Regions from separate parts of the Homo sapiens genome. Here all the other regions are linked to region 1. A link is an interaction called in ENCODE POLR2A ChIA-PET data of the cell type or tissue named here. Cell type or tissue: CD4-positive, alpha-beta T cell. All regions are shown on one strand. Links, peaks and the distances in the headings refer to the core of each region. The heading gives the core; the rest is flanking DNA.

Region 1 (6,201 bases), core at 1,055-5,054:
AAGGTGGTTGTACAAGCACAGGCAAGTCTAGCTTACACTGGTTAGGTATCTTAGGATCTCTCATTTTTAAATGCTTCTGATACATAGAAATCTTTATCCTCTCAGCGCCTGCTCAGGTTTGTGTTGTTGTCACGCGGAGCCAATCTTCAGCGCCTGCTCAGGTTTGTGTTGTCACGCGGAGCCAATCTACTTGGAAAATGTGGAGCTTTAACTTACCGCATTGTTCTTCCATTTATTAAGAGGAAAAACAAAATGCTAACACTAAACCTTGAAAGGGTTCTTATTGAAAACAAAAGCTCTCAGAGTTTTCACTCAATAAGCCTAGTTCACAGATCTCTCCAGAGGGGACAATTTGCACCTTTTTTTTCTCCATCTGGTCTGTGTTGCCAAGGAAGGGCACAAAACTGATTCTAACCCTGGCTAAGATCTGAAAACTTTACATGGCAGTGAAAATTATATGCATACACTCAGCCCAAGTAGCATATAAATGCTTTCAATAGCTACATATCAAATTATATAGTGCACAAACCTGAATGTTTTCAGAATTTTCTTTTAAAATAAATTCTCCAATATTTTCCTTAGCACTCCAACAAGTGCCATGCCGAAGCAGAAAGACAACCTTTAAAACTGGAAGTCCATGACTGGTGAGTTTCAATAATTTATTAAAATAGCATATTTAACCATGGTTAACCAAGAATATGTTAACTTTGTGCCCCCCAACCTGCCCCCGCCCCAGATACGCAGCAAAACACAGTAGTGATTTCAAATATCCTTGATCATGACCAACAGGAATATTTCAAAGTCAAGTTTGCAACTCAAAAGTAGACCTTGGAAAAACTCTGAATTAAAAGAGAAACATAAAGCTCTCACACAGAATTCTTTTATCTGCCCTAAAATCAATGCCGGCGCACCACCACCTGACAATACTGCTAGGATTTTTCTTTATGCATAGTATAACGACTCATTTATTAAGTACCCACTTTCATAAATAAAATCGGCATTTTTTGTCCCGCTTAATGTTCCTTTTCAGCTTCACAAAGAAACCAGTAAATAAAACTGTCAACGACAGTCACAACATATGCTCTCACAGCAAGATAAAAAAACTTGAAAATACGCAGAGATGCATCTACGCTATTTTACATAAAAAGAGAGATTCAAAAAGTGCAAGGCAAAATCTGCAGTTTTTTGAGGGGAGCTTTTAGGCACATCCATTTCATTAAAGCAAGCTTCAGAATGAAATTCCAGTTTGTTCTTCATGACACCTGTTAAAGTCTTTCTTTAAACGACAACAAAAAAAAGCCAAAAATACATCCCATCAAGTGTACAATGGTAGTCTTGTGTCCTAAAAGTGAGGAGTTCAGCTGTGGCGAGTCCGTCCTTTCTTTATTCTGGCAGGCTTTGGTTTGGGGATGTACTGATTATTTGCCTGGTACTCGAGTTCTTTACGGAAGTAGTGAATTGCTTTGTTTAAACCTTCCTCCAGCGGGACCTGTTTAAAGGGAAAGCAAGAAAGGGAGACAAGGTCACATTGACAGAAGGGCATCGCAGGAAGGAAGTGCCACCTTGCAGGAAGGAAGTGCCACCTTGCAGCCAGTCAGGCCTCCTTCAGAGGAACACTCACAGAACCATGCTTTGGTTGTGACAGCATCCAGCATCACGGCCCACCGAGAGAAGCCAGAAGTCCTTCAGGGCCGCTTTCAGAATGTACTGTGGAGCTGACAAGTGTCACTCTTACTGACGTAAAGTGAGCTCCACCTCACAAAAGACCCCGACTACCTCTTGCTGGTATAATGTCTACTCCAGTTTGAATCGGCTGGCAAGATTGTTTTTCAGATAATGCCCATGTGCCCCATTCTTTCAGAAGAAATCCACCTTGGAGTGGCGGGAAGATGCTTTGGGAAGGTGATCTGCATCTGATCAACACGCCTGATTCTCCCACGTGACATCAACCCTTTGCACTGCCTAGCGGATCATGGCCCACTTGCACCCCCACCATACTAAGAGGCTGAGTCTGAGAGGGGACCCACGGCAGCCCACACCACAGAAAGCAACCTTCATCTGAAGCTGCTTTGCAGCCAACAGGAAACCAGCCAGATCAACTGCTGATTAACAGCAGAAAGAGAAAAGGTGAAGGGAGGCACTGCTAAGGGGTGCTGGGGCACCACTGGGGGAGAAGGTCTGTCAGCTTGACTGCAGCGATGGTTTCACAGGTGTCAAAATAGATGAAAACTTATCAAATTGTATCTTCTAAATATGGGCAGTGTGCAGTTTGCCAATTATATCTCAACAAGCTGTTAAACACACACACTTGGGACAATTAAGATGGATAATGCCTGTAAGTTTCTTTGGATCATATCCCTCAAAAATTTATTATAAATTAAAACTACTACTAGAAGAGAAACCAGTGGTAGATGGCTCACATTCCAAGAATGTTAGAATATTATAGGTCTAAATTCCAGAAAGATAAAGATACTGAGCATACACACACCTCACATAAAAAGCAATAGTTAATACATAGTGAATGTATATTTAAATCTTCAAAAAATATTTTGTTTAAAAATATAGGCTCTCCTTACAAAGGGACCAATGGCCCCTTACAAAGCTTCAAAAAAACAAGAAACCTAGGCTGCTATAACCTGTTTTGCACAGCTTGGGATTATTCGATTTTGTGAAGTCTGGGTGTAATTGTATTTTTATTTCACTCAACAAATTTCTGCAGTTTTTAGCAGATTACGTAGACTTGTACATGACAGAATGAAATAAGGATCAGGCTGGAACTCTCATGTCCCTTTGAAGTTCAATATTCTAGGATTCTACTCACTCAGCTCTGACTATGCACATTTTAAAAAGGTAAACTGAGCTCTCAACTGCGTCCCTGACTCTCTGACTGCGCCACAACCCAAGGGCCATGCCAAGATGCTCCTACATTTGTTGAGCACCCAGTGTGTGTCAGGTCTGACAGGTGCCGGGCTCCTGCTGGACACAGGGCTACACTACACGCCTCTGCCCGAGGGGAGCCCGAATTTCAGTGGGGCACATGAGGGTGGGCAAAGAGGGAACAGCCAGGCAGAGGTGACAGTAAATGAGGTGGGCTTGCTTCTATAGATGGGGCCAACCCAGCCAACCTCCCTACACAGGTGGTCTCTGAAGGACACAGGCAGCCCTGAGGACGAGCGTTCTCTGGCGGGGAGGAGCCTGCAGTCACCCAAGGCAGGAAGGGCACAGCAGGCGGCAGAGCAGAAGCAGGCGGGGTTCAGGCTCAGCCCCAGGGAGGCAGCAGCCGCCCCACCCTGCCCCCTTCAGTAGACACACTGAAGACAACAGGAAGGCATGCAGTTCCCCTTCCTCCACACCCTTCAGTCTCGCACGCTTCCAACCAGGGGCTCCACTGCGGGGCTGATGGGGACCACTTGCCCCTGACCTGGCCCCGCACACTCAATAGGCAGGCAACTGGGGCTACGCAGGGCTCTGAGCGTGTGCTGCCAGCGCCCTTGGCACAGCGTTCACAGTCAGGGGTGTGTGTGTGTGTGTGTGTGTATGTATGTGGGAGAGGGAGTGTATGTGTGAATGTGAGTGTGGATCAGTGAGTGTGCGCATGTGAGTGAATGTGAGAATGTGTATGATAGTGTGAATGTATATGTATGTGTGAAAATGAGTGTGTGTGAGTATACTTGTATTAAGTGTGTTTGTATGACAGTGTATATATGACAGTGTGAGTGTGTGGGAGACAGTGTGAGTATATGTGTGTACAAGTGTTTGTATGGCAGTGTATGTGTATGAGAGAATGTAAGAATGTGTGTGTGCATGAGAGATTTTACGAAAACAGAGCCCAGAGCAGGGGCTTCCAGCCGCTTCCCAGGTAACATTCTCTGAGACTCCTGATACAGGAGAGGCTGTTTACCACTTGGAGAAAACCCTCTATCTGCCTGGATGCCGAGCCCACCTTGCTCCTCCGGGGGCTGTCTGACAAGGGTCAGTGCCTACAGGACAGCAGACACAGGACACGGGAGGCCCCTCCCCACAAGGCAGCATTAACTCCCTGCACTTACCACGGGCTCCCACCCCAGCATCAGCTTTGCTTTTTTGATGTCTGGTTTTCTTTTCTGTGGGTCATCCTGGGCTTCGGAGAGAAACTGAATTTCACTTCCGCTACCTGAGATGTTTAAAGAAAAAAAAGGTAGGAGAGAATCACAAAGCATGGGTAAGCACAGCCTTACCATCCACATCAAAGGCAAACCCCATATGTGGTGTGAATAGGGTGCAGGCGGTGGAAATGCAGTTCTCTGAGAAGCCCCGGAGCTCCCGAGGGACTGTTCTGCGTGGAAGTCCAGGGAGTGCTCCTGCAACTGCTGTGGCCAAGCTGACTGTGTGCAGGCGCCCAGCAAGAGCTCGGTGGGGGGCAGGTTATTCTGTCTCAACAGGCCTGAGTTACCGCCCACTACAAGAGGGTTGCTCCAAGGCAGACCACCCACACCAGGTAACAAGTGCAGACGTGCCCACCGAGCATGACCCCGGTGTGAGACCACAAACGTGGTGTGGGGCCATCCCTGAGGTGGATGCCCCAAGTGGGCCATACCTGGGTGCTCGGAGCCTAGACAGCCCTGAGACCCAAGATGTGCAGCCACCCAGCTGGAGGGACCTCTCGGAGGACGGCAAAGGCTGGCCTGTTCCACATCCTTGCTGGGCCCAGGCCCCACTGGCCAGCAGTACACAGCCCCACCAGTGACTGTGGGCCAGACCTGCAGAAGAAAGCCTGTGGAGGCTTTCCCTGCCTCCGTGTCATGGAGGCCACATTGCAGACTCTGCAGCGAATCACCACCACAGGTGGTTCAGGATGGTCTGTCACAAAGCTATATACAGAAGCACAGCAGGGAAGCTGCACGCCCCTCCCCCCAGCCTTAGGTTTCAAATAGTGTTTCTCAAGCGTCAGCACGCACGGATCACCTGAAGAGCCTGTCAACAGGCAGATCCTGATCTGGGGGCCTGGGCTAGGGCATGAGAGTCTGAATTTCTAACACACATCTGATGATGCTGCTGCTGCGTTGGCCCACGGGCCTCACTCTGTGCAGTGAGGGTGTGAAGGAGTGGATGGCACAGAGCTGTGATCTGAGCCTGCCCCTTCCTCACGCAGGAGGAACACACAGATTCAGGATGGAAAAGCTGGGAAGTGCATCGGAGCAGCTGTGGGAGCCACAGATGATGCAGGCTATGTCTGAGGAAGACCGCTGCTTCTACTGCCACGAGCAACGGGAGGATTCCAGCCATCCGGGTCGATTAGACCAATGCCGATGAATGGCAGCCTGATGCCAGGAAGGGCACACTGGAGGAATTAACCCAGCCAAGCGGGGTCTGAATGGTCACCTCAGGACACACTGTGGCATACTCCTCCTTGGCCTACCTGCCAGTCTAGTCTGGTTGTGACTTCACTCAAATTTCAGGATCAACCCCAGACAACAGACACCCTCCAAGAGTCTGACTCCTCAGAGCTCCAGGAAGTCTGAAGATGAGGCCAAGGGCTCATCCACTCTATGTCTGCAATCCAGGGCTGGTCTGGAAGACCTGACCTTCTCATGGCCTAAGAGTCCACCTTGATGGGGTGCTCCCAATGCTACACTGCCCCCAGTGGGTGGCAGCCAGGATAACCAGAATTGCAAACAGAATTTCAAACCTGCCTGAAGCACGCAGCTGGTGGTTGCTGTCTCTTGCTGTCTGAAATTCTATGCTTGACATGACCAGTTCGGAAATCCAATAGTTGTCACCCATGTAGGATGATCTAATACAATCGTGCCTCAAACACTGGGAGCAAATCTCCTCCTCCCTCCCACTTCATGCAAACCTGCAACGAAAACTGAGGAGAAACCAATCCTGCCCTCCTTTATCTTTCTATTCCTTAAAAATTAGAAAACACTTAAGTATTCCTGATAAAAAGTTCTGCTTTGATCCAATTCAATTAGCTTGTATTAATTACCCACTTTCTAGTCAAGGTGTTATTAACAGATAGGGCAGGCACAGTCGATTTTACTCAGGAAATGACTTATCCTACTTACCAACAAGGTTTTTAATTAACTGAGCAAATTCTAGGATTGTGTGTTCTTCTGGGTTCCCCTAAGAAAGAAACGGTTTCCAGTTATAAGCGTCATGACAACAGCAGCAATCCACCACCCAGACCACAGGCGTGTCTGCAGAGACGTCTACTGGCCG
Region 2 (6,201 bases), core at 950-4,949, 64 kb after region 1:
GGGTATAGGCTTTCCTTGGGGGGGGCCTACAATTGGATGTGGTAATGGTTGCACAACTCTGTGAATACATTAAAAACTACTGAATTATACATTTTAAGGGTGAACTGTATGGTATGTGAATTATATCCCAATAAAGCTGTTACTTTAAAAAAAATGCAACATGAAATCTTTTTGGACATAATTTGTTACCTAATAGTTAAAAGGGTTTCTTTCATTGGTGAGTTTATACTGATGTTTAACAAGAGCACTATTAGCCAAGGATACCCCTGGGTATTCTTCAAAGTGGTCTGTGAGCTAGAAAAGGTTAAAAACCACTGCTCTCAAATTTCATACTTCCTCAAAAAGTTAAACACAGGGTTTCCATACAATCCAGTAATTCCACTCCAAAGTATACCTAAAAGAATGAAAATCCTGTGTCCACACGAAAACTTACACACATGCATTCATAGCAGCATTATTCACGATAGCCTCAAGGTGGAAACAACTCCAAATACCCATCAATTGAGAAACAGGGAAACAGTATGTGGTACACCCATACAATGGAGCATTGTTTAGCCATGAAAAGGAATGAAGTGTACTGATTGATGCTACAGCTGAGTCTTGAAGACAGATCAAATATCACATTATTTCTTTCAGACGAAATGTTCAAAAAAGGCAGATTCATAGAGATAGAGAGTAGTTTTAGTGGTTTCCCAGAGCTGGCGGGAGGGGACTGGGAAATGGAAGTGACTACTAATGAGTACAGGACTCTTTTTTGGGGTGATGAAGAAACTGTGGAATCAGAATGCGGTGCTAACTCTGTGGACATACTATAAGCCACTGAATCGTATCTTTGAGAAGCGTGAATTCTATGATATGTGAATTATCTCTCAACGAAAAAAGAAAGTTTCTTAATATTACAAATACTATTCAGGTGTGCAAACTTACCAAAATTCTTTTCCGATCCTTTTCTGATAAAAACTTTACTGGTGGGTATTTCTGGGTAAAGCTGTATAATATAAAGAGATTCAAAAGGAAAAAGTCAAACATCTCATTTGAATATTTTCTCTGTCTACCATCAAAGCATGTGCCAGGTTTTGGGACTGTTATTGTTTGCTCTTCTCTCCACTCTTGAATGAGTGCTGGAGAAACCAAGGAGTCACTAGTTAACTTGAGGTCAAGAGCTATATAACCTGCTCCTTGTTTAGAATCAAGCTAAAGACGTGACTTGAGATTCTATCTCTGAGAAGCAAAAGCGCAAGGAGCTACCGGCTTCCAGCAGCTGCTAAAGCAGGGCAGGCACTACCTCTATTAGTCCAGATAAAACCACACCATGAGGGAGATGGCCGTGAAACTGCCTTTGCAGAATTGTAATAATGAGAGAAATCTAATATGACTGGCTCCATCTAACCTCACAGGCTCAATTTTTGTTTTTATTGTTTTTGCTTATTTTAGTGCAGAGGCCAATATAACTAGGAGAGGAATTTATAGTTAAACGATGAGGCAAGGAAAACTGACCCCCCTCCTTGTTTCGAGATTGAAGCCACATTCCTAAGCCGAGGTTAGAGTTATGGTAGGGTCTGAACTTTGCTAAAGAATAAGCATAAACAATGACCTGCCAACTGCTTAGCTTAGCTGGCTTTTCTATATGTTGCTTCCTGCCCCAGGGTCACTCAAACAGAGGTCGCAAGATTTGTAACTTCTCCAACAACTTCTACAGATAACATCACTATTGTGAATCCTAAGGAAACGGTATTTGAGGTATCTTTCAGATTTAGCATTTTGGCAGACAGACTAAGAGATGTCACCCGGTCCTCAGACTTGGCTTCCATGAATTGATTCAGCTGCCTGAAGACAGTTTAGACACCCCCATGATTTCACACCCAGCCAATCGTTTCAGCTCCCCAGGCCCCCACCCACCAAACTACCCTTAAAAACTCAAGCCGCCGAGTTCTCAGGGAGGCAGATTTGAGAAACCTCGCCCATTCTCACACGTGGCTGGCCCTGTGATTAAACTCTCTCTTCGCTGTAACACCTGTTGTTCTCAGTGCCTTGGTTTTCTCAGGGCAGTCGGCAAGAAGAGCCCACCGGGCTATAATCATGGCATTCTCTGGGTACTGTATCAGGGTCCAGGTGGAAGAAAGCAGCTTCGTGAAGTCACAGGCCCAACGCATGAGGACCGCTCCACAAGAGCGAGAAGAGATATTAATGAAACTTTGTCTCCTGCTCCAGGAATTTTCACAATCACGGCATCCTCTTCCTGACCAGCGTCCCTGGTAAAACGACTGAGCATCAGCATCTTCTGTCTCTGTGGATCTGCTCTGACCCTAAGTCTCACTTATCTTTTGATACCCTCTTGCTGCCCTAAGGTGCCACTGGTCCCCAGCCCACACTGATGTCCCAGGAGCAGGGCAGTGTGATCTGAATATAAAACGTCCAGTGAGAGGTAATAAACACAGAACTGAAATATTCATTTTAAAAGTTATTCAGTTAGGAACAAAAGTGCTTTAAATAAAATCTGAGACATCAGCTTTATGGTCATTATACTAATTGGAAAGGTGTTGTGCCAGGTGGCACCGTCTCCATCCCTGCCCTGTCCCCAGCACAGACACAGCACTAGGATACAGAATGCACTTCCTTAATGGTCGCTGAACTGAAGGGAATATGAAGGGTCATTAGACAGAAGCCCCTGAAGCAGGGGTTTCTCATCTCCAGAAAGCCCTGAGCGTGCTTAAATTGGAGTGAAAGGGCTTTCTATTACAATGCAGACGAATTCCCCCATTAAGAACTTCCAGGGTCTCAAAAGCTCAAGTTCCCCTTGCAGACTACAAAATCAGATGGGAGAGTCTGAGGGCAAGGGTGGGAACCCTGGGGCTCCCCCTTGTGAGCTCACCGACCGTCTTTAGTACTTGCCGCCCATAGGAAGTGCCTCAGGAAAGTCATCCATGCAGCTGGGGAGCAGGAGCAAGTTCTGCCTTCAGTCAGGAGCGATGCTGTTAGACTGGCGGGAGCGGCACAGATGTCTTGTTTGCCAAGTAACACTTCTTGTCATTCCGCCTCTTCTTCCCTCACCAACTCAGCTAGGGGACGGCACTGTAAATCTCAGAGTTATTTGTGTGCACCTCTCACACCGCTCCAATTGTCCTCATTTCTCTGAGCTCACGATATCCATGTCTTCAGCCTCAGTCCCCAAGTGGCACACCCAGTGCCGTGGCACAGCTGAGACTCTTTCCTTCCCACGACTGCTCATAAGCACCGTGGCTCCTCCGAACTGTCTGTCGTGAAAACGCTGGAGCCGTCTCTGACTCATGACTTCCCCTCACTCACCTTCAGGGCTCCTTCTCTACCGTGTATATGATTTTAGAGTCAAGACCGCTCGGGAATGGGAATATAGCTACATATGGGAAAACGCGGTGCAGGGAGAAAACCAATTCAGTGAGGAGCGGAGGCGCAGGACTGTGGAGTGTGCATCCGGGGCCATGGAAACAAATGTTAATCCAAGCTGTCAGCTTAGAATAGTCCCTATCTGAAAGCTTAAAATGAAATGTGGTGTGCTACTTATACCAAGAGGAAACGGCCAAACCGTTTTATTACAGGAAATGTACTTCAAAGAAATTGAACTGAAGCAAAGGCATGGTTGCCCGACATACGCAGTGACGGGCATAAGATGGACTAAAAAATACTTCAAATGCAGCGTGCTGAAACCTTTAATTTAAAAAACGAAAAATAGGTTGAGTTTCTTGCTTTGTTCTTCTTCAATATGTAGCAGCCAAGTTTTAGATTTCATATGTATACGCTCAAGTAATTAAACTTTTAAAAAACTATCTTATACTCCTCACTTCTTCGAGAAGCCACACATACAAAGCTGAAAAACAGGAAGGGGAGAGTGCCTGTGGGGTCCTCCTCAGTATGCATGTCATCCTGTTTTCCTCCTTGCAGTAATGGGTGACAGAGCACAGTGACTGATAGAGTGCAGTGACCATGTGGGTGCCGTTGGCTGGGCCACATGCTGAGCCAGCTGCCTGGGTGCTCCCAAGCACCTGCTGGACTGACTCAGGGCTGGGCAGGAGCACAAGGCCTTTTTTTTTTTTCCTTTTTTGAGACAAGGTCTTACACTCTGTCACCCCAGATGGAGTGTAGCGGCATAATCACAGCTCACTGCAGCCTTGTATTTCTTGTAGAGATGAGGTTTCATTATGTTGCCCAGGCTGGGCTCGAACTCCTGGGCTCAAGCCATCAGCCTGCCGAGGCTTCCCAAAGTGCTGGTATTACACCGTGCCTGGCCCACAAGGCTTCTTAAAGACCTGTAGCAGGTGAAAATCCTACCCAGTGTACTGGCTCATCCACTTATTCAGGAACTTTCCATTAAGCTCCGTTCTACACTAGGCACTGGGGGTTAAGCAGCAAAATGCAGCAGAGGCATGAGGCCTGCATTCCTAAGCGAGAGAGAAACCAGCAAGCAGAGGCAGAATGAGGTAACAAATCTTTCCTTACAACCCCAAATTAGTCCTTTACTAATCATTAATATTTTATGCCATTCCAGATTAAACTTACTGTTTAGCCAGTAAGCAGTATTCTTACTTAGAATTTAAATTATCATTTGCCATCTATTCAAAGAACATTTAAAGATACAGAGTTAAAATTAAACAAATGGCATATAATCAAAGTATTAAGCAATGGGAGTGTGGTAAAAGAGAAAAAGCCCACATACAATCCATTTACTCAGGATTCTAGAATGACACTGTCTTCTTTCTTTCCCTGTACAAATATAACCTGTAACTTCCAAAAATATCTTTAGTTCTTGGGGGCCACTTTGCTCAAAGTGACAAGCACGTCAAGTAAACCTATTTCCAGTTACATTCTTATCTTGTCAGTGTCAAGATGGTTGTTTGATCATCTTTATCACACACTGAGTCAGGAAAAGTAAGCTAGACGGAGTTCCATCAATTTCCACCGTCACGCTTTTTTAGCCAGGCCTACGCTTGACCTTCTGACACAGTAATGCAGGCACGCGGATCACCTGACTTGCTGACCAACCTGAAGGACGGAACCATTCCAGAATGAGTCACCTGCAAGCAGCCCGAGAGGCAAATGTTTGCCCTTTGCCACTATTTTCAAGGCGGTTTCACAGGTTGACAAGAATAAATTATTAGTAAATTCTTAGGATTGAATTCTTATTTGTGCTTCTCCATCCAGTTTAAAAGCACACACTCAAAGATATCACAAAAGTATCAAAGAGATTGCATAATTCTCACATGTTGAGAGCTCTTGTTTGTAAGCTATTGCCTTAGGGAAGTTATCGAATTGAGACATTTTTCTTTTCATAAATAAATTCTATTGTCTAAAGAAAATAATCACTGGTGGACAAGTTTTTAGACCAATATAGAAAATGTGTGGTGGGTTATTTCTTATTGTTCCAATTTTTCTAAAAAGAAAAAAAAAGCTTCAATTAAGATCTCTCAATTCTGCTGTCTTATCAAAGGCAGATTTTCTGGCTCCCATCCAAGGAAATATTACAAGCTGCATAACTAAAGCACAGAATCATGGCAAAAAAAATTTAAAGCACAAGTAACAACCTTATATTACTAAGGAATCTGTTAAAAATTACTGACAACTTTTGTTCTGATAAGTGCTGAAATTAACAGTTTGCTTGACTGCTCAGTTGAGGATAAGAATCAAGTGAATGACACATTTTGTTTAATGACTCTTCTCCAGTCGTATTTCCCTTCGATCATTTAATGAAAATCAAAGGAAAACTGCTCTTCATTTTTTCATTTTTGTTCTGGACTTGATAAAAGGCTCATTCAATGCTGACACACATCGTCCAAACTCATCCCAATAAGGGGAAAAAATCACATCAACTTTAATAAATGCTGTCATTTTTCTTTCTAAAATTTCTGAAGATTCAACTGCTACTCTAGATAGTTTTCCACATACAGTACGTGCAAGAGGAAAGTCCTGGAGGCTGAGGCTCAGCGGCCTCGGGAGTGCCTGAGAGAGAACCTGAGGGCAATAGTGTCCCAAAGGGTGAGGAGGGGTTCTCTCCGAAATCTGACTCAAATAAACATTTCTATCATATTACATAATTCTTCTGCCCTCTCACTTCACCTGGACTAAATTCTGGAAACCTCCTCATGAACTCTGGTGACAAAAGCAGCTAAATGACTACACATGACACACCATAGGCTCCACATCCTTATTTTGTGGTGTTTGCATATGGTA
Region 3 (6,201 bases), core at 1,477-5,476, 170 kb before region 1:
TTGCAGTGAGCTGAGATCGCACCATTGTACTCCAGCCTGGGTGAAAAGAGTGAAACTCCATCTAAAAAAAAAAAAAAAAAAAAAAAAAAAAGAACTTTCAGTAGAGCTAAATCAGATTTGACTGAGGCAACTAGATGGCCTATTGCACTCAGTTTCTCAATCTATGACCATATTGTCTCAAAAGATAATACATGGTAATAAAAAAATTAGTTCATTCACTCTTGAGATTTCAGTGTTATTTCCCTAACTCAGTGTATTATAGGAAAAGTCATTAATGAGGATCCTTATTTTAAAATTTGATTTGAGAGATTTTAGCAAGATGTATTTGCAATCTCCTTACTAAGCTCATTAATTCTAATAGCTTTTCTGCAGACTCCATCAGATTTTCTCCATAGAGAATCATGAGGTCTGGGAATAAAGAGGAGATGGTGCTACCAGAACCTGGGAGCTGGGCTCACCCGGCAGAAACTAAAGTCCATGCGGACTCCAGGAGATGGAAACAAAAGGAACAGCTGCCGCTGCTGCTGGAGATGCTGCCCAAGGCTCTCCTCAGCCTCCCACTAGACCCTCCCAGTGGCCAGGAGCCGCTGCCTGGGGCGTGGGAAACAGCCTGCAGAGCCTGCCACAGGACGGGAGCCCACAAAGGGCAAAGTGGAGAAGGGAAGCAAAGAGGCCAAGAACCAGCATGGATATTAAGACATCAGGGCTGTAAGGGAGCAATTGCAAAGACTGGGAAGGGCCACTGGTGGAGTGGAAGGGAGGCCAGCTGAAGGCAGATGAAGGAAACCTTTCAGGGATGCAGGGCGAGCCACAGTGAGGCTGAGCAGTGACCACTGAATTCAGCAACACGCAGGTTGGTGGTGAGCGGAGGGGAAACCTGATTGGAATCTGCTAAGGAGACTGCGGGAGGAGAGAAACTGGAGCCAGAAGTACAGGAGCTTCTACTGAGGTTGTGCTGCAAAGTGCAAGAGCTGTAAGAATCAGCAAGGTTGGGAGAAGTTTGCCTGTGTTTAAATTAGGAGAAATCATCCATGTGGAGGCCAGTGAGAATGGTCCAAGAGTCCTCCTCAAATCACTCAATACCTATGCATTGTGGTTAACCCTCAAACAACATGCAGGTTAAGAGCACTCACCCCTTGCACAGTTGAAAATCCCAGTAAAACTTTTCACTCCCCCAAAACATAACTACTAACAGCCTAGTGTTTACTGGAAGCCTTACTGTTGGGAGAGACACAAGGTCAGACATAATCAGGTCCATGCCCATTTGTGTCTTTCCCCAAGGTCAGGCCTTTATTGATGCTATTTCAGTCATAAAAGCCACAGGCTGCATGGAGTTCCCAAGGAGGCAATTCTCCGTACCACTTCGTTCCCTCAGGAGTCAGGGCTACAGGCTCACAGGCTCAAGCCACTCCACAGGTCAGTTGATATCGCAAACCATACCTAGTAGGATACTTAATCAATATATACACGTTATAGATTAAACATTCCACATCAAACAGAGCAACATTTAACATCAAGAGAAAAGGGGATAGGAAAGCGGTTAATTAATCAGTCCAAGGACAGTGACATGGACAAGGAGAGGGTCCTGGGCAGATCTAGGTGCACAGCAGCGTCTTGTAAGGGAGAGCCCTCGATTTGGACAGAGCCCTCAGTGACAGATGCCAGATGCTGATCACGAGTGATAGCAGGATGGTATTTCATAAAACAGCGGTGTCCAGCTGGTGGACTCCTGCTGTTTTGTAGCCCTTGAGTCCTCTGGCGAGGACTGATTGATAATAAAGAGTGTGTCTGGCTATGCTCTGGCCATAGAGACAGTCAGGTGCTGTCTCTATTGATTAGGGGAACATCTGGTCCTGTTGTCATGATGCCTTTTGAAATGTAAGATGGAGTCTTTTTCTAAGATGGACTTACTTATGTCACAGGTGCTCTGTACACTTTACCAATAACATAAACAGTGCATTACCCATATTTTGTATGTTATATGTATTATGTACTATATTCTTACAATAAAGTAAGCTGGAGAATAGAAAATGTTATTAAGAAAATTATAAGAAAGTGAAAATATAGTTACTATTCCTTAAATAGAAGTGCATCATCACGAAGGTCTTCATCCTCATCATCTTCATGTTGAGTACACTGAGGGAAAGAGGAAGGAGGGATAGGTCTTGCTGTCTCAGGGGTGGCAGAGGTAAAAGAAAATCCATATATAAGTGGACCCATGCTATTCAAACTCGTGTAGTTCAAGGGTCAATGGTATTGTGGACTCCCTGTTTCATGTGAGAGGAGGCCAACTCAAACTAAAGCAAAATAAGAGAAATGGGAACATAACAAGGACATGGAGATACCTCATGGAGCCCTGAAACTAGAATGCGGCAAGGATGCAGGAGAAGCTGAAACCAGAGATGGAAATGGCCTTGGGACACCCTCTCCAATTCATGGCTTTATTTCCATCTTCTCATCCACTGATTCTTTACTCTCATGATAGATGGTTCTATCTTCACTGGCAGAACTTGTGAGCTCTTTGCAAGGTGGCCCAAGAGGCATCACGCCCCGCTCTCCAGCCACTCTTGGAGGCCCTTACAGGACCAGGCATCCTGAGAGCTGGACGCCTGAGAGATCTACGCCTGAGAGCTCCTGAGATTCTTTTTAAAAAATTGTACATATTTTATTTTATTTTTTTTAGAAACAGCATCTCACTCTGTTGCCCAGACTGGAGTGCAGTGGTGTGATCACAGCTCACTGTAGCCTTGAACTCCTGGACTCAAGCAATCCACCTGCCTCATCCTCTCAAGTACCTGGGACCACAGGCACATGCCACCATGCCCAACAAATTTTTTATTTGTAGAGATGGGTTCTTGCTGTGTTGCCCAGGCTGGTCTCAAACTCCAGGCCTAAAGTGGTCCCCCTACCTCAGCCTCCCAAAGTGCTGAGATTACAGGTGTGAGCCACCACACCCACACTGAGATTATTTTTACCACTTCCGCCACTAGGAGAAGAGCTGTTCTCAACCATCTTGATTTCCAGCCCACAGATTCGAGAGAAAATCTGATGGGCTGAGCTTAGGGAGTTACTTATTCGTAGCACAAACAACTGCGGCCATAAGAAGTGGTGTTTCAGTTTACAGAGCAGTAACTGTGTCAAAGGGTGGTAAAGAGAAAAGGCATTTCGCAGAAAATTAGGAACTGTGCAGAGTAAATATTCAATACAAAATAGTAATAGGATTGGAATTTGTCAGCAGGTAGCTGGTTCCCAGTGGGTTTCCAGCCAATAGAAATGGGCTCCCAGAGCCCTGGGTGATTGAGCAAACTACAGAAATTTAAAAATCAATATATGCAAGGGCCAAGTTGCTGCTTGGGAAACTGACAAATCTGAGGGCCAGATCATTCAGTGTCACTTCCAACACACTTCTGGTTTTTCCCAGACTGCAGAGGCTGAGCAGGTGAAAAATCTCATTCCTTAGAGTCATCAGAAACTAAAGTTCTAGACATCATCTAGGGCCCTCTTCCTGGTGCAAATGGGAGAGATTTAATTTGCAAGCAGTCAGGTGGCCAGAAAGGCAGGGCTGAGATGTCTGCTCACTTGTGTGGGGAGAGCAGAGGTGGGTGGTTCTGAAGCCAGCGGATGTGGGGGCTGTTTGCTGATTCTGCAGGCAGCTTCCTGGTTGGAAATGTGGCCAGGTTCTGCTAGATAGCTTTGAGAGTAGCTCTAGGGGCTCCCCCTAAGGTCTATTTATTCAGCTTTTCCAAGGATTTCATAAGCCATTTAGTAGCCTGTGATACATCCCTTTCTGCTTAAACTAGGTCAAGTATATTCTGTGAAAATGAACTGGATGAATTCAGGTGCAATGTAGGGAACATCTCTTAGAAAACTAAGGCAGGAGCCTTGGTGTCTGAACTGTGGCAGAGCCAGTGAGGCCTAACCATAGGGGTGATGGAACACTGACAGCAGTGTGTCTCCTTGCCTCAAGTCTGGCTGGATCCTAGGATCTAGGGCAAGGGCTGGCCTGAATACAGCAGCCCAATGGCCCCAACAATTGGACAATGAGGGAAGCGATGAGTAGGAAGTCATCAGGGCCTCCTATATGCTATGTGTGAACAGCAGATCTATATTATCAGGCCTGGCAGGAATCCAACCCCTCCACTTTGCAAAGAGGAAAGTAGATGATACATGACATATTTAGAATTATGGGGGCTCCCACATCTTAAACATTGCAAATAGCTCCTGGTATGTGTAGGGTGCTTCATAAATTGTGCATAAAATGGTGAGGCAAAGGAACCCAGGAAGGGTTTATTGACTTGAATATATTTTATTCATAACTGTAGACTCCCCATCACTCACTCTCCTTCAAGCACATATCCATTGAGCCATCATTGAACATGAGGATTACAGCGAGGCATCCCAGAAGCAGCAGTTACTATGATTGTAACCTGGGGAGAGCAGCAGCCGAGGAATCTTACAAAAGGGTTGTGGCCATTTTCCCATGAGTGAAACAAACATAAAAGCAGTCTCCCAAGGACCACATTTATCACTGATCGATGGAGTGCTTTGCCAATTTAGGCAGTAGGAGGTTGTTTAATTATAACAGAGCAGTGTTGCGGATTACATCAAACATTTGTTTTACATCTGAGAACCCTGGAAATGAAAATTAATAGATTGATGCAGGATCACCCTTGCTTGCCGGGGACCAATGATTCTGAGTAGGTCGGTGATTAGTCATTTTCCTTTGAGTTCATTTCTATGATGAAAAGTAAAAAAAAAAAAAAAAAAGGGATTTCAAGAAGGAAACTTTTGTATGGAAATCTGGCAAGTTTTCATAAGAACTCAATTGTTCTTTTGTTTTCTGACCTGTGATATGAGGTCGTGAGCCTGAACTGGGTCTCAGCTGCCATTCATAAGACACCAGCCCTGCTCAGGCAGGCAGACGTGAAGTCCTGCGGTGGCTGTGCCCTTGGGACTGGACGCCAAGAAGTTCCACAGTGTCCAATGGAGAGTGGGAAGGCAGGTCCTCTGAAGGGCAAGGGTATTGTCAGCGTCAGGAGAAGGAGGGAATTCCAAAGGAAAAGGGTGGATTCTGTAGGCAGCTGGCAGACATCGTCCACAACTAGTCGGGGCGGACTTTAGTTGTCATGAAGATTCAAACAAATGAAAAGGCATAATTAATTCAACCAAATGAGGCCAGAGCTTTTTATTTTTAAATTCTAAGCCCACTGATTTCCTTTACATGTGCAGACCCAGTAGAAGCAGACATTGCCACACAGTGAGGCTGCTCTGTGTAATAAATGATGGTTAAGTGAGGATGGAACCAAAAGGCTGAGCATAGAGGAAGAATATGCCCGAGATGTCAAGACCTACCTCCTATAGGTGAAATCTCTTTGTGTTTTTGTTTTTGTTTCGAAACAGGGTCTCCCTCTTTTGCCCAGGCTGGAGTGCAGTGGTGCCATCATGGCTCACTGCAGCCTCAATCTCCTGGACTCAAGTGATCTTCCTACCTCGGCTTCCCAAGTAGCTGGGACTATAGGCACATGTCACCATGCCCAGCTAGTTTTTAAAATTTTATGTAGAGAGAGGGTCTTGCTATATTGCCCAGTCTGGTCTCCAACTCCTGGGCTCAAGCGATCCTCCTGCCTTGGCCTCCCAAAATGCTGGGGTTACTGGTGTGAGCCACTGCTCCCGACCTGTTTTGTTTTCAAAAGGTGGGCCAGGTGTGGGAAGCTGGTGATAGAAGCTGGTTGCAGAAGCAGTAAGCCTCAGTGTGACCTGAATCGAGGATGTGGGAGGCATCTCAAAGGTGCAGAGATGAGCAGGATGTGGGGCTATAATGAAACATAACAGCAGCCAATGTTAGCAAGATGGAGTGGAGCAAATGAGTTTTCTGGCCCTCTTCCAGCCATGCCTCAGCCCCAGCTTCCTGGCAGCTTCCTGCAGCCTGGCCAAAGGCAGCCTTTCTTCCAGAACCCCCACCTTCTTGGAGGTTTGAAGCTTGGATATAAAACAATATAAATGATTATTGAATAAGGTCCTTCATCCAACACTTCACAAATCTTAGAGCTGTCTGTTGGAAATTGATTATATTTGTTCCCCAGAGTTAAATGAATTAGGCATTGATATAAGGCTCTCTCTCTTACTCTCAGTACATACATTATATATATATATATATATGTGTGTGTGTGTGTGTGTGTGTGTGTGTGTGTGTGTGTGTGT
Region 4 (6,201 bases), core at 750-4,749, 340 kb before region 1:
GCCTAATGAATAACTGGTACCTTGGAGGAGGGGAAGCCTTGGATGGTCATCACTGAGGACCATTGGCCTGGCTGCTCCTCTCCCCCAGCCCCCTTGCTATGTTCCGTAGGCTGGTGGTCCTCCACCTGCCCAAGTCTCCAATTCTGCAGGAAACACCAGCATTCCCTGGGGAGAACCGCTGCTGGAGGGAACTGCAGTGGCACTGGATGAGGGGGAGTATTTTCTGTTGTAGTCACAGTGTATTAGCTCAAGTGGTCATGCAGGTGCCATTGTAAATGCCTGTGTGATGTGCCTCTTCATCAGTAGCTGTGTGGTGGGTCCCCACCCTTGTCTCCTCCACACTGGGGGCTGAGAAAACAGGAGTGTGTGTCTTCTCACTCTTCCAAGTGGCCCCCGGACTTTTGTGCTGTTGGAATAGCTTGCACAAGGCCATTTTTGCTGCTTCTGTTTTTCCTTAATGAGTTGCTGTTGTTGAAGTGAAGGTAGGCAGGTAGGTTCTTGCTGAAAACCTTGTAGCAGGACATACCAAATCCTTTTCCTTTGTGCTTTTATGACATCTGGGAAGGTCTTGAAGAATTCCAAGGTGGCTTTGAAATCTGCTTCTGAGGTTGTGAGAGAGGCCAGGTCAAGTCCAAATGTAGATTCTTGGGAGACTGCTGCTACAGGTCCTGATGGGAACTCTGACACTGGCTGCTCTTCCAAGTGAGTTGTCTGTGCCAGCTTCTCGAACCTACCCTTTTGTGTTAGGAGGGCCACTGGGGCCATCAGAGTGTTGAGCAGCCCTCCCTGGAGCAGATGGGACTGAGATAGGACGGTGAGTCTGGCGTCTCTGTTGGGAGAAGCTCCTGCATGTTCCAAGTTTCAGAGGGGCTGCAATTTGGGCAGTTTCTTTCAACTCACAGGTTTAGATTTGCAGTCACACTACCTCTCATGTGGCCACTTCTACACGTAGCAGGTTCCAGGATATGTGGTGGCAAAGAATTGTTTACTTCAACATGCTTAATTTCCCAGCAATGGTGGGGGCAGCCAGGAAGTGAGAAGTGAAAAGTAAGTTAGAAAGTGGTGAGATCACAGGGAGATGCCTAGAAAGACGCCCATGCCCATCTTAGAGGACAAAGTCCATCAATGTCTCCTTCGATTTTCCTTAACGGTTATGTCTCCCATTTAATATCTTAAGAATTTTGGTTGCGTGTTTAAGGATGTCTGCAAGTCAACAAATATTTTAATTATGTCACTTATGAGCCTGGCTACAGGAGAGGAGAGCAGTTGCTGTCTCTTTCATGCTTTCCCTCTCATCAGCTGTCTTCATTTTAAGGACAATCACTTTAAAAGCTTGTATTCCTGTTTGTGTGTGTCTGTGGGAGGTTGGGGGGAGCTGCTGCATTGGTAAGAAAGCAGCTCCCCCAACAACTTTTTTTTTTTTTTTTTAAACTGCTCTGCATGATGGAAGCCAGCTTGGAGACATTGACATAAAAAGCACAAGCTACTTGAATATTTTTAAGAGACCAAGAAATAACAAGGGATTCAGGGAGTTATTTTGAGACAGTTTTTGGGAAATTTAATATAGGTGAAGAGTGAATTTTCATCAAACGATTAAAAAAAAGTGAAACAACCTTGGTTGCAGAATCTAGCAAGATGGTTATAGAAACAGATTTTTTTTTTCCAGCCATTTCCATTCTTTCTTTCCATTCTTCTGGTTCTCCCCTCACTTTTTTGTGTGTGACTCCCCTCACCCCGTCTCTCCCGCCCTGAACACCATTTATCTTAATAGTGTGTGTGTTTCCCATCTGTCTTTGTTACTGCCCTCATATGACTTTTCTTTTATGTGCTTCTGTTATTGTCTTCTTAGGAGCTTCCTAGCTTGGATTTAGAAGGTTCTCTTCCCTTAAATTAAGCCATCTGTCTTGCTTCAGTTCCCTTTTCGTAGTTTCCTTACTAGGTCTATTTTACATGGTTCGGTAGACAAGACCCAGCGGTAACTGTGAAGAAATGGTGGCATTATCATCTTTTTTAAAAAAGGAGGAGGGTGTCAGACATCGTGCTGTTGTGATTTTCATTTTGAAGCTTTGCTGGGTAGAACTAAAGTTCAGTTGATTGATCACCTATAGATTAGGTGTCTAGTGTTGAATTTGTTGCTTCTTAACTTGATTGTGCCGAGCACCTCATCCCTCAGCCATCCCAGTGGGTGCAGCCGATTCCGTCTTCCATAAGAAGTAGGTTCTCCTTTCATGAGTGCCTCCGGTTGGTGAGGGTTCCATGTGTAAGGAAGAAAATATGTTTTCAACACATTGCACGTTCATGCGTGTGGCTTCTCATTCATTTTAGATCGTATTAGTTATTAGACCTAGATTGGGAAGTAGAAACAATTTACTTGTGCAGGTACACGAATACCTTTTTAAATGTTAGTATTTTGAGAGACTTCATTGAGACCCGAACCCATGCCTATAAATTCGTGGTTCTCAGCTGGGGCAGTTTTGCCTAATCAAAGACATCTGTTTTCTTAGCTCAGAAGCCTTACGTTGGTGATTGTCTACAGAAGAAAATTTGTCTTTGTTGTTACTAAGGTTCATAGGATTCTAGGTTCAGCCTGATAATTTTTGAGCTGGTCACATATGTTAGCTTTTGAATGTTTAATTTCCTTCTTTGTATAGTTCTAAAATAAACTCCTCAGGGGAGAGAGACTAAAAATATCACAAATTAGACCTTACGAAGGGAAAAGGAAAGGGGAAATTCTAATCTGGCTGTTAGTCGCTGACTTCCAGTGTCTGCAAAGCTGCCTGTTACCTGGCCTAGCATATGACGTTGCTGTCTGAATGTTCTTTTTTTCTTTAAAACAGGCCCTTACTTGATCAAGTAGGATCAGCCTAGAGATGAAGAGAGCTGTCAGTTAGAAGTTCCCTTGGTCTTCTCACTGTCTGCTTTGTTTAAATTATTTCCTGTTCCATTATTCTTCCTTTTGACTTTGTTGTTTCTTACCCCTCTCTTCCTGTGCTGTTTCTAGGATAAACACGAAATCATCACTTTGCATAATTTTGAGCTTTCCTTGGTGGAGATAGTTAAAAGTACAATCAATCTTTCCCTTTCTTCAGTCATCCTATCTCATATGGACTGAGAAAGACCTGTGAGAAATTAATAGTAATTCTTTGCACAGACTGGAAAGTTCTGAAGTTGCAACTTTGGAACGATGTGTGTTTCTCTTATTACTTGCACACCTTGTATCATTTGATTCTAACTTTGTCAGGTAGAGGGAGGCCAGTGTTGTTAATTATCCCTTTTTTAGATGAGGAAAGTGTGGGTCCCTCACCAGGGCACACTGACTGGCCCACTGGGGTCCTGTGGTGAGTGGCCATGGGGGAATGTCAGGCCCAAGCAGTGTGGTATGTGGGATGGCCCAGCTCCAGAGCAGCAGGTCCTGGACTTCATTCTGGCTTTGTATTGATGTTATTGAAGTCCCCTCGTCCCTCAAAACATTTGCCTTCACGCAGTGACTGCTTGGCTTTCCATTACAATGGGAGCTGGATTCAAACAGTATCATTCTGAACTTTTTATTTTTTGAGACGGAGTTTCGCTCTTGTCACCCAGGCTGGAGTGCAATGGCACGATCTTGGCTCATCACAACCTCCCCCCTCCTGGGTTCAAGTGATTCTCCTGCGTCAGCCTCCCGAGTAGCTGGGATTACAGGCATACACCACCATGCCCGGCTGATTTTGTATTTTTAGTAGAGATGGGGTTTCTTCATGTTGGTCAGGTTGGTCTTGAACTCCTGACCTCGGGTGATCTGCCTGCCTCGGCCTCCCAGAGTGCTGGGATTACAAGTGTGAGCCACCGCGCCTGGCCCCATTCTGAACTTTATTAATGGCTCATGTAAATCTGAACTTCAACAATCTTGATTCTTACGAGGAATAGAGATGAGTCTCCTTTTCCTTTGCTACTAATTTGGCTAAAATTGCATAGCGAAGTTTTAAACTCTCCTGACCTCTGTTTTGTCTTCTGTGAAACTAGGGGTTGCCTGTAATGTACTTTCACAACCTTTTATAGCCCCAACTTTCGCTGTGTTAAAATTGAGATGGGACAGGTCCTTGATTATTAGGGATTTTTTTTTCTTCAAAGTGGCATGGGATGAACTGATCTATGTGTAAATTGATGTTGCTGTTGCTTTTCTCTGAGTGTAGTTAGGAGGGCTGGAAGTATATGGGTGCAGAGATGTAGAAAGGCTACGTTGTTCATCCTGCCACCGACAGGTCAGACTGTTCTCCTGGCTATGTTTTCACTCAGTTGTGTACCTGCAGTTCATACCTACATAGGACCAGCCATGGGCCAGGCACTGTGCTGGGTGCCGTGGGAAAACCACAGCAAACCAGACAAACACCAGCCTTTGGGGAGCCTGTAAACCAGTGTGGAGATCTTACAAGCTCACAGTCCACTGTAATCTTAATTAACAAGTATGGAAAATAACTTTCGCCATCTCTGGGTGGGGGAAGCACATATGGGAAGTCCCCCTCTAACCTCTAACCCAACCCCCAAGGCCAGGCAGAATTCATTTGAAGCATTCTGGAGGATAATATTTTCTTCAAGATCCTCAGAAGCTCTTCAGTGCACAGGCAACTCCCAGATACTGGAATTGTCACCTGAGCTGAGACATTCCACATGCCAGTTGTAAGCCAGGTCTCCACCACAGCTGGGGTGAAGCACCTCTATTCTCTCATGCCAGGGTGGGTGTTATTATTCCAGGGCCTGGATGAAGCTCAGTTAGTTTGCTTAGGATGAACACATGATTTGTGGGTCAATTTTCAGGTAATGTGAACTCTACTTACATGTTGTTTATTGCTTGAGAGCTTTATCTCTTAAAAATGAGTTAAACTACTTGGCGCTTTGAGTGGAATGCAGGTCTCAGGTAGCACACTAATACTTCCTTATTTTTTTTTAATTGATAATGGCATAAAGCCATTATGCCATCACATTTGATATAGAGATGTAAGTAATTGAATCACATTACTTCTCTTGGATTAGTAATGAATATTGCACATCAATCCTGTGCACACATTTTACAGGTTTGTTTTATCCTATTGATGGTTTCATTTGAACTGTGTTTGGAAATTTAGTTTATTTCTTACTCCATTGTAGATGTTTGTTTTTGTTGTTTTTGTTTTTTTTTTTTTTTGAGACAGAGTCTCGCTCTGTCACCCATGCTGGAGTGCAGTCGCTTGATCTCGGCTCACTGCAACCTCTGTCCCCGGGTTCAAGCAGTTCTTCTGCCTCAGCCTCTCGAGTAGCTGGTACTACAGGTGCGTACCACCATGCCCGGCTAATTTTCGTATTTTTAGTAGAGACGGGGTTTCACCATATTGGCCAGGCTGGTCTTGAACTCCTGACCTTGTGATCCACCCGCCTCAGCCTCCCAAAGTGCTGGGATGACAGGTTTGAGCCACTGAGCCCGTCCCGTTTTTGTATTTTTTAAATGCAGTGTTTGAAATTCTTGACTTCTACACAGTAGTCAAGACTGATACTTCTACCCAGTACCCAAATTACTGTACTGCTCTGACAGTAAGTTGTTACAAAACTATTTTCCAAAGGTTGGAACTGATTTCAGGGTTTACATTTAAGCTTTGTTTAACATCTGAAACTGAATTAATGCTAGCATTCAAAACTAGTAAAATCATTATTAGTGATTCGTCCTCTATTTGACACTGAACCAGCAGACATTTCCCTTAGCTTTTGGTGACATGGATTAAAGTAAAATGGTTTTGGTGATTTACTATAGTTAATTAGTGATAGACTATAATTAATGCTTAGTGTTTTGAATGAACTTAATTTGCAAATAATGATAATTTAAGATCTGAGTTTGATAAAATTTTAAAGGTTGATCGAATACCTAGATTCCTGGTTCTTGGGCCTTCAGAAGGAGAGAATTTCACGTGTTAAGTCCTTATTTGGTCTTATTCAAGGGAGCAAGATTTTTTGTTTGTTTATAAACACATGCAGTATATCGTTTTACGTATTCAAGTACACATAGTACGTTCTCTGGGGAAAGCAGAAAATTGTATTGCATTTCAGCCATGTAATACCCTCACGTTCGTGTATTAAGCTGATCAATAGGGGTATTTATTTCCTTTTGTTGAGCACAGTGTTTTAACGTTTCCAAAGTGTAATTTGTTATTGTTGAAAGTCAACCATGTTACCCTATGCATACAGGCTTTTATA
Region 5 (6,201 bases), core at 623-4,622, 160 kb before region 1:
GTAAGTCTTTGAAATTCAATATGTATTTGATACAAGGAATATATCTCAGGGCTCTGAATCCACAAAGTGACCTTGAGGCAGAACTGTAGGTGTGTAGGGAGGCTTCCAAGATCCCGTGCTAGGACCTCACCTCAGGTAATTACAGGGATCCTCATCTCTGGGGAGGGAGACTTGCTGGGTAAAGAAGGAGCCACAGGCCAAGAGACCCACCTATCTGCTAAATTGCAGGGAGGGGAGAAAAAAGAACCTGGTTACTTCCTCAGGTGATAAAGCTGGCCCCACGCCCCACTTCATTGTTTAGACTTCTTCCCAAAGGAAAAAACCCCCTCTGTCCCATGAGTATGTGGCAAAAAAAGTGGACCTTGGTTTTTCTCCTTCTGAAAGAGGAAAAAGGAAAAGGCCACATGGCCAACCTGGCCAGCATCTGGTTCTGCCCACCTCCTTCCCATTGCCCATTGGGCTTGAGTTGGGCTCCGGGTGGTGGCAGATGTCCCCCCCAGTGGTGGCTGCTGTCCTCATGGACCTAGGCAACCTACTGATGTCACCAAAGGAAGTATGTGTTTTTTCTTTTGAGACGGAGTCTCGCTCTGTCGCCCAGGCTGGAGTGCAGTGGTGCCATCTCAGCTCACTGCAAGCTCCACCTCCCAGGTTTATGCCATTCTCCTGCCTCAGCCTCCTGAGTAGCTGGGATTACAGGTGCCCACCACCACGCCCGGCTAATTTTTTTCTATTTTTAGTAGAGACAGGGTTTCACCGTGTTAGCCAGGATGGTCTCAATCTCCTGACCTTGTGATCCGACCGCCTCAGCCTCCCAAAGTGCTGGGATTAGAGGCGTGAGCCACCACGCCTGGCCAGGAAGTGTGTGCTTTAAAAAGCTTCTGTTCTCTGAAGTTCCATGGGAATGACACTGAAAAGCAAAGCCAAGTTCACCAACCCTTAAAAAAAATAACAAAGCTGCAAGAACAAGATTATGTGTTTTGGAGGCCTGATCCTGCTCACACGCAGGGCAGTCAGTACAAGACAGCTCCAGAAGACCCATTTCACTGGGGCCAGGGTCACGTGGGTGCAAAAGCTGCAGAAGAACAAGGAAGGATTGGCCACACACAATGACCTGCTCAAAGGGAAATAAGGAAGACTTGAGGCATTAGCCTTGGCAGGACTCAGCGTGAGTGGATCCAGTGCACTGAATTCTGTGCTTCCAGTGGTGCCCTATTCTCTCTTTGGAGACAGAGGTCAGCACAATGAGCAGAAAGGACAGACAGATTTACTTGGTGGCAACAAAACAACCATTCTTCTTCCCTGGACTTGGAGACATTCTGAGAAGATTAGGAAATATTCCTGAGAAGGAATGCCAATGGGAGTGATTGGACTTCATTTGTTCCTTACTCTAGAAGACTGCACTAATTGAAAGACCGCCTTGTGCCAAGTGATGTGCTTGGTACTCAGGATACAATAGCTGGAGCACCCAGACTCCAGAACCTCCCTTGTAAAGCTTACTCTCTGCAATGGAGGTGGCCGGCAATCATGTCTGCCCCTCCAGTCTGGGAATTCTAAAGGGAGAAGCTCTTGATCCTCCAGCAACACAGCTTTGGGCAAGACAGTTAACACTCTAAGAAGCTGGTAGAACAACTCAAGGCTTTCTTATTCCAACAGGTCAAAGAGGCAGAAGCACAAAGAGATGACAGTTTCAAGTTGTGGAAAAGTGCTGGTAACTCCAGGTTGGGTGCAGACCCTGAGACCAGTAAGGGGCCAGAAAAGAGAAAAGGGGCAGCGTCTTTGCCTCTGGGTGGCCACAGCTTTCGTGTCTTCAATAAGCGATATGACCAGTTGGATGTGCTCCTAGATCCCTTTCGGTTTTACAACTCTAGATGAACTCACGAATGATAGATCCATAATCAGGAGTTAAGGGGAAAGTAGGGACCCCTGGATAAATTTCAGAAATTTTCAGCTCATCCAACAAAGTCATTAATGTCCCCGCACAGAAATCATCATCAGGCTACTGGGTCTCACCTCCTGGGGCCCCCACTTCTGGAGCTGGTCTTTTCCATTAAGAAAACCAAAGGTGTCAGGGTCAGAAGGTGGTATTGCAAGATCTAAGAACTCCACTAGGTGCTGTTTGTGAAGCAGCATCATTGTCTGGGGTAAATACCAGGGGTTTGTTGTCTCACGCCAAGAAGATTAAGGATACGAACACATGTGGGTGGGTTAAGGAGCAGAACATTTAATAGGCAGAAGAAAGGAGAGAGAGAGAGCAGCTCTCTCTTGTGAGAAAGAGGTATCTGAAAGGGAAAAGCCAGCCCACAGTGGACTGCAGGCTTGAGGAGGCGGTGTCTGATTTACATAAGGCCCCCAGATTGGTTTGACCAGGTGTGACGTTTACCTGGGGAGGGAAGGCTGGTTGCCCCACCCTAATCTTATTATGTAAGTGGAACTGCCACTTGGACAGTGCCATCTTGTCTGCTCCTTACTATACACATGGCTGGAAAAGAGAAGAGAAGGTAGAGCCACCATTTTGATCATGCCTAGGCACAGGTAGCCTTTTTCTATTGGCCCAACTGCCAGCATTCACCCATGCAAGCTTCTAGCTTGCTTGTCTATGTCTGCAGCTCGATTTTACAGGCTGCTATTTGTTAGAAAATAAAATGATTTGGGGGCTGCTTTTCACTAAAAGGAAAACCTTACTGAGGACTTCTGTACCCTCACTATCTGCTTAAGTACTTTCTTATTAACTCCTATATCACTTGGGCACTCTGGAAGTTTCACAGCTGAACTAAATGAATCTAGGGCTGTCGCCTTGCCTGTTGCCTGCCACACAGAGCACGGAAACATTGGCACTAAGGAAAGGCTCCCAAGGGCATGTCTGCTAGGGATCCTTAGCAGAGAAATTGCAGCTGAGCTCTGGACCTCCTGACGCCCAGGCCTGTGACTTGCCAAGCTGGGTAAAATTGCTGCTTGCAGTGAGATCAAAGGAGAATCTGCAACCTTATGACTGAAAAGTCAACCTCAGGGTTAACCCGTTGAAGGCGTGCTTTCAGCAAGGGGACGATTTTCTCGGCCAACTTTAGATAAATGAAATCAGCCTAGAGGGAAACAAATCTTTCTGCCAAACTCCATTTGAAATAACAAAGAAGTCTTTTAAGACTATGAGAAAAGACAGAATACCTTTAAAACATTTTAAATATAATACAGCTGGATAAGAAATGTTAAAAGCTAGAAAGGCTGCTCAAAAACAATAGGACAATTAGAAAGTTGTTTAAGTAATTAGCATGCCAACCATGATGTTTTAAAATGCCCCTGGATCTCTTAGTTATCTGAATAAACTTAGAACCTAGCCTGAGTCCGATTTTCTTCCTGAGATCAATACACAGCATCTTTCTAACCTAAAAGCAAATCACTTTACAAGTGCTCAGGAAATGACTGCTAAATGGGTTAAGTGTAACTCTTAGTTACACATCTGTTCCTCTGAGCTTAGAGTTCCTTGTACTTGAAAAAACAAAAAATTCTCCCTCCCTGACCAACCTATCATATAGCTAAGCTCTTAATATAATTTGCATTCGTCAAGCCTGTCAAAATAACTTCTAAAGCTTCCCCTGTCTGCCCTGAGGACTCCATCTGTAGTGCGACTGCCAGTTTCTGGTCTCCTGAAGTGGGTTTCATACCTTTTCCCACCTCACTACATGCCCAGTGAGATCCCAGAGAGTCAAGGTAGAGAAACCCAACCCTGTTATCCTTGCCACCTCAAATCTTTAGTTGACTGGGGAAAGGAGTGTGTGTCTACTTGCAAAGTAAATCCCTGTGACCCCAGGCAGACGACAGGATTTTATTTTTCTTGCTGATTAGAAAGCTGGATATTCAGAGTTGAGGGGCTCTATTACAGGATACCTTTCTTGGGAAGTTCAGCTACCAAAGAATGGAAAGGGAGGTTTCATTCTGAATATTCACTTCCAGATGTAATCATGCACATGCTCCTTGTAAGTGTTCTGTTCGGACGCTCCACTCAGCACACACACTCACACATATGTCACAAACACACTCCTACCCACCACACATACACACACAAACTCCTACCCACTACACACACACATCCACACACACACACCCCTACCCAACACACATCCACATAAACACAGCCCTACCCAACACATAAACATCCACACACTCACACCCCTACCCAACACACAAACATCCATAAACACACACCCCTACCCAACACACATCCACATAAGCACAGCCCTACCCAACACAAACATCCACACACATATACCGCTACCCAACACACATCCACATAAACACAGCCCTACCCAACACACAAACACCCATACACACACATCCCTACCCAACACATAGCCACATAAACACAGCCCTACCCAACACACAAACATCCACACACTCACACCCCTACCTAACACACATACATCCATACATACTCCTACCCAACACACAAACACCCATACACACATGTCCCTACCCAACACACACCCACATAAACACAGCCCTACCCACCACACACACATCCATACACACACACCCCTACCCAACACACGGCCACATAAACACAGCCCTACCCAACACACAAACATCCACACACACACCGCCACCCAAAACACATACATCCGTACACACACACCCCTACCCAACACACATCCACATAAGCACAGCCTTACCTACCACACACACATCCACACACTCACACACCTACCCAACACACACTCACATCTACACAGAGCCCTACCTAACACACACACATCCACATATACACCTACCCAACATGCATACATCTACACAGAGCCCTACTCAACACACACATCCATACACTCACACCCCTACCCAGCATGCACACATTCATACGCTCACACACCTGCCCAACACACACACATATCCACATAAATCCAGCTCTACCCAACAAACATCCATACACACACCCCTACCCAACACACACACACACTCACACACAAACACTCCTACTCACCACACACACATACACCCACACCCCTACCCAACACACACACACCCACACCCCTACCCAACACAAACACACATCCATACACACACCCCTACCCAACACAAACACACATCCATACACACACCCCTACCCAACACACACACACCGCTACCCAGCACACATACACTCACACCCCTACCAACACACATACATCCATACACTCAGACACCTACTGCACACACCCCTACCCAACACACATACACATATACACACACCTCTACTCAACACATACACACTAACTCATAAACACATTTTTACACACTTGCACAGACACGCACACCTCTACTCACATAGCCTTTCTCACGCATACACACACACACACTCACACACACACCTACCTTTCTGCTCACAGCCCCACCTTGTTGTCCCATTAACCTAGCCATTTTTCTTATTGAGTCACACTTATGAATGGGATCTGCCCAGACTTCTTCAAGGCCGGGTGACCCAACTAACTGGTAGCTTAGCTGAGAAGTCACTCCCAGACCCTGGGAGCAAGTGTGCCTTTCGCCAATATTGGGATGATCTTCCCGTGACCCCACAGAAGCTCTACGTCATCTTACAGTCTCTTCCTTATTCCCTGGCCAGTCACCACATTCTGCTCCTGCTTCCTTTGCAAGCTCTTCAGAACTCATCTGGCATTTCCCTGGCTAACACCCCAACCTGAGTCCAGCTTCCTATTTAAATGGAATCTTAGTGGGTCTCCCTGCCTCTAGCTTCTGTTCGCTGAAATCTACCCTGTGCTGTGCTACCAGATGGGGTTTCTTAAGTTATCACTTTTTTTGTTACCCCTCACCCAGCTATTGATGGCTCCCACTTACCTGCAGCTGATGAGTAATTTTGTGGGTCCGTCTAGCACTCGAGGGCTCCACAAAGGAGCCCTCTGTCTCTGCAGAGGCACTGTGCCGGGTGAAATGAGGCCAAGGTTTCCAGATCAAGCTGAGCTGGGGTTTTTCCCAGTTTTGCCACTCACTGATGGGTAACTTGAGGTCAGTTACCTGACCCTCTGAGCCTCAGGTGTCTCATTTATAAAATAAAAACAACTGCTATTTATTGAGTGCCTCCTGTCTGCCAGACACTGGGCCAAGCCCCTGTGAAGAACTGACCCAGCCGAGTTGCCCATTCAGAGTGTGTTTCAATGCTAGCCATTGTTTCAATGGACACAGGCAGGGGGCTTAGAGGTCATCCCAAGGTTACAGCAA

Evidence for each region. ChIA-PET counts read pairs that join two places held together with the same protein. Peaks named below come from ENCODE experiments on the same cell type or tissue, not always from the same donor. Only the 100,000 strongest peaks of a DNase experiment are listed, where the experiment ranks them.
Region 2: POLR2A ChIA-PET joins it to region 1 with 40 read pairs; 6 of 35 experiments call an interaction of 5 or more read pairs at or near these places.
Region 3: POLR2A ChIA-PET joins it to region 1 with 30 read pairs; 6 of 35 experiments call an interaction of 5 or more read pairs at or near these places.
Region 4: POLR2A ChIA-PET joins it to region 1 with 14 read pairs; 9 of 35 experiments call an interaction of 5 or more read pairs at or near these places.
Region 5: POLR2A ChIA-PET joins it to region 1 with 15 read pairs; 6 of 35 experiments call an interaction of 5 or more read pairs at or near these places.

What each region holds. Positions count from the first base shown.
Region 1 is chr2:106,092,669-106,098,869 of GRCh38, forward strand. It overlaps UXS1 (UDP-glucuronate decarboxylase 1), which reads right to left. Exons shown (of 15, transcript NM_001253875.2): 13 at 6,048-6,105; 14 at 4,050-4,153; 15 at 643-1,489. The coding sequence ends at 1,358. Among named protein-coding and RNA genes, the nearest start is that of ECRG4, 30 kb to the left of the region's middle. RefSeq lists enhancers at 4,024-4,696, 4,697-5,368. In CD4-positive, alpha-beta T cell, for the core only: a CTCF peak has its summit at 3,147; DNase peaks (open chromatin) are centred at 1,623, 2,063, 3,293, 4,223 and 1 weaker place; H3K4me3 peaks cover 3,230 bases; H3K27ac peaks cover 3,664 bases.
Region 2 is chr2:106,157,131-106,163,331 of GRCh38, forward strand. It overlaps UXS1 (UDP-glucuronate decarboxylase 1), which reads right to left. Exons shown (of 15, transcript NM_001253875.2): 5 at 928-988. Among named protein-coding and RNA genes, the nearest start is that of UXS1, 34 kb to the right of the region's middle. RefSeq lists enhancers at 4,048-4,107, 4,118-4,207. In CD4-positive, alpha-beta T cell, for the core only: no CTCF peak of the experiment used is centred there; DNase peaks (open chromatin) are centred at 2,881, 3,251, 3,581, 3,951 and 1 weaker place; H3K4me3 peaks cover 3,365 bases; H3K27ac peaks cover 4,000 bases.
Region 3 is chr2:105,923,870-105,930,070 of GRCh38, forward strand. LOC105373530 (a long non-coding RNA gene) reads right to left here. Exons shown (of 3, transcript XR_923142.3): 3 at 4,219-5,115. Among named protein-coding and RNA genes, the nearest start is that of ECRG4, 140 kb to the right of the region's middle. In CD4-positive, alpha-beta T cell, for the core only: no CTCF peak of the experiment used is centred there; DNase peaks (open chromatin) are centred at 3,002 and 3,622; H3K27ac peaks cover 2,653 bases.
Region 4 is chr2:105,753,268-105,759,468 of GRCh38, forward strand. All of the region lies in intron 1 of NCK2 (NCK adaptor protein 2), which reads left to right. Among named protein-coding and RNA genes, the nearest start is that of NCK2, 11 kb to the left of the region's middle. In CD4-positive, alpha-beta T cell, for the core only: no CTCF peak of the experiment used is centred there; DNase peaks (open chromatin) are centred at 984, 2,814 and 4,454; H3K4me3 peaks cover 1,382 bases; H3K27ac peaks cover 3,826 bases.
Region 5 is chr2:105,931,751-105,937,951 of GRCh38, forward strand. LOC105373530 (a long non-coding RNA gene) reads right to left here and starts at 5,915. Exons shown (of 3, transcript XR_923142.3): 1 at 5,821-5,915. In CD4-positive, alpha-beta T cell, for the core only: no CTCF peak of the experiment used is centred there; DNase peaks (open chromatin) are centred at 2,971 and 3,531; H3K4me3 peaks cover 1,241 bases; H3K27ac peaks cover 3,438 bases.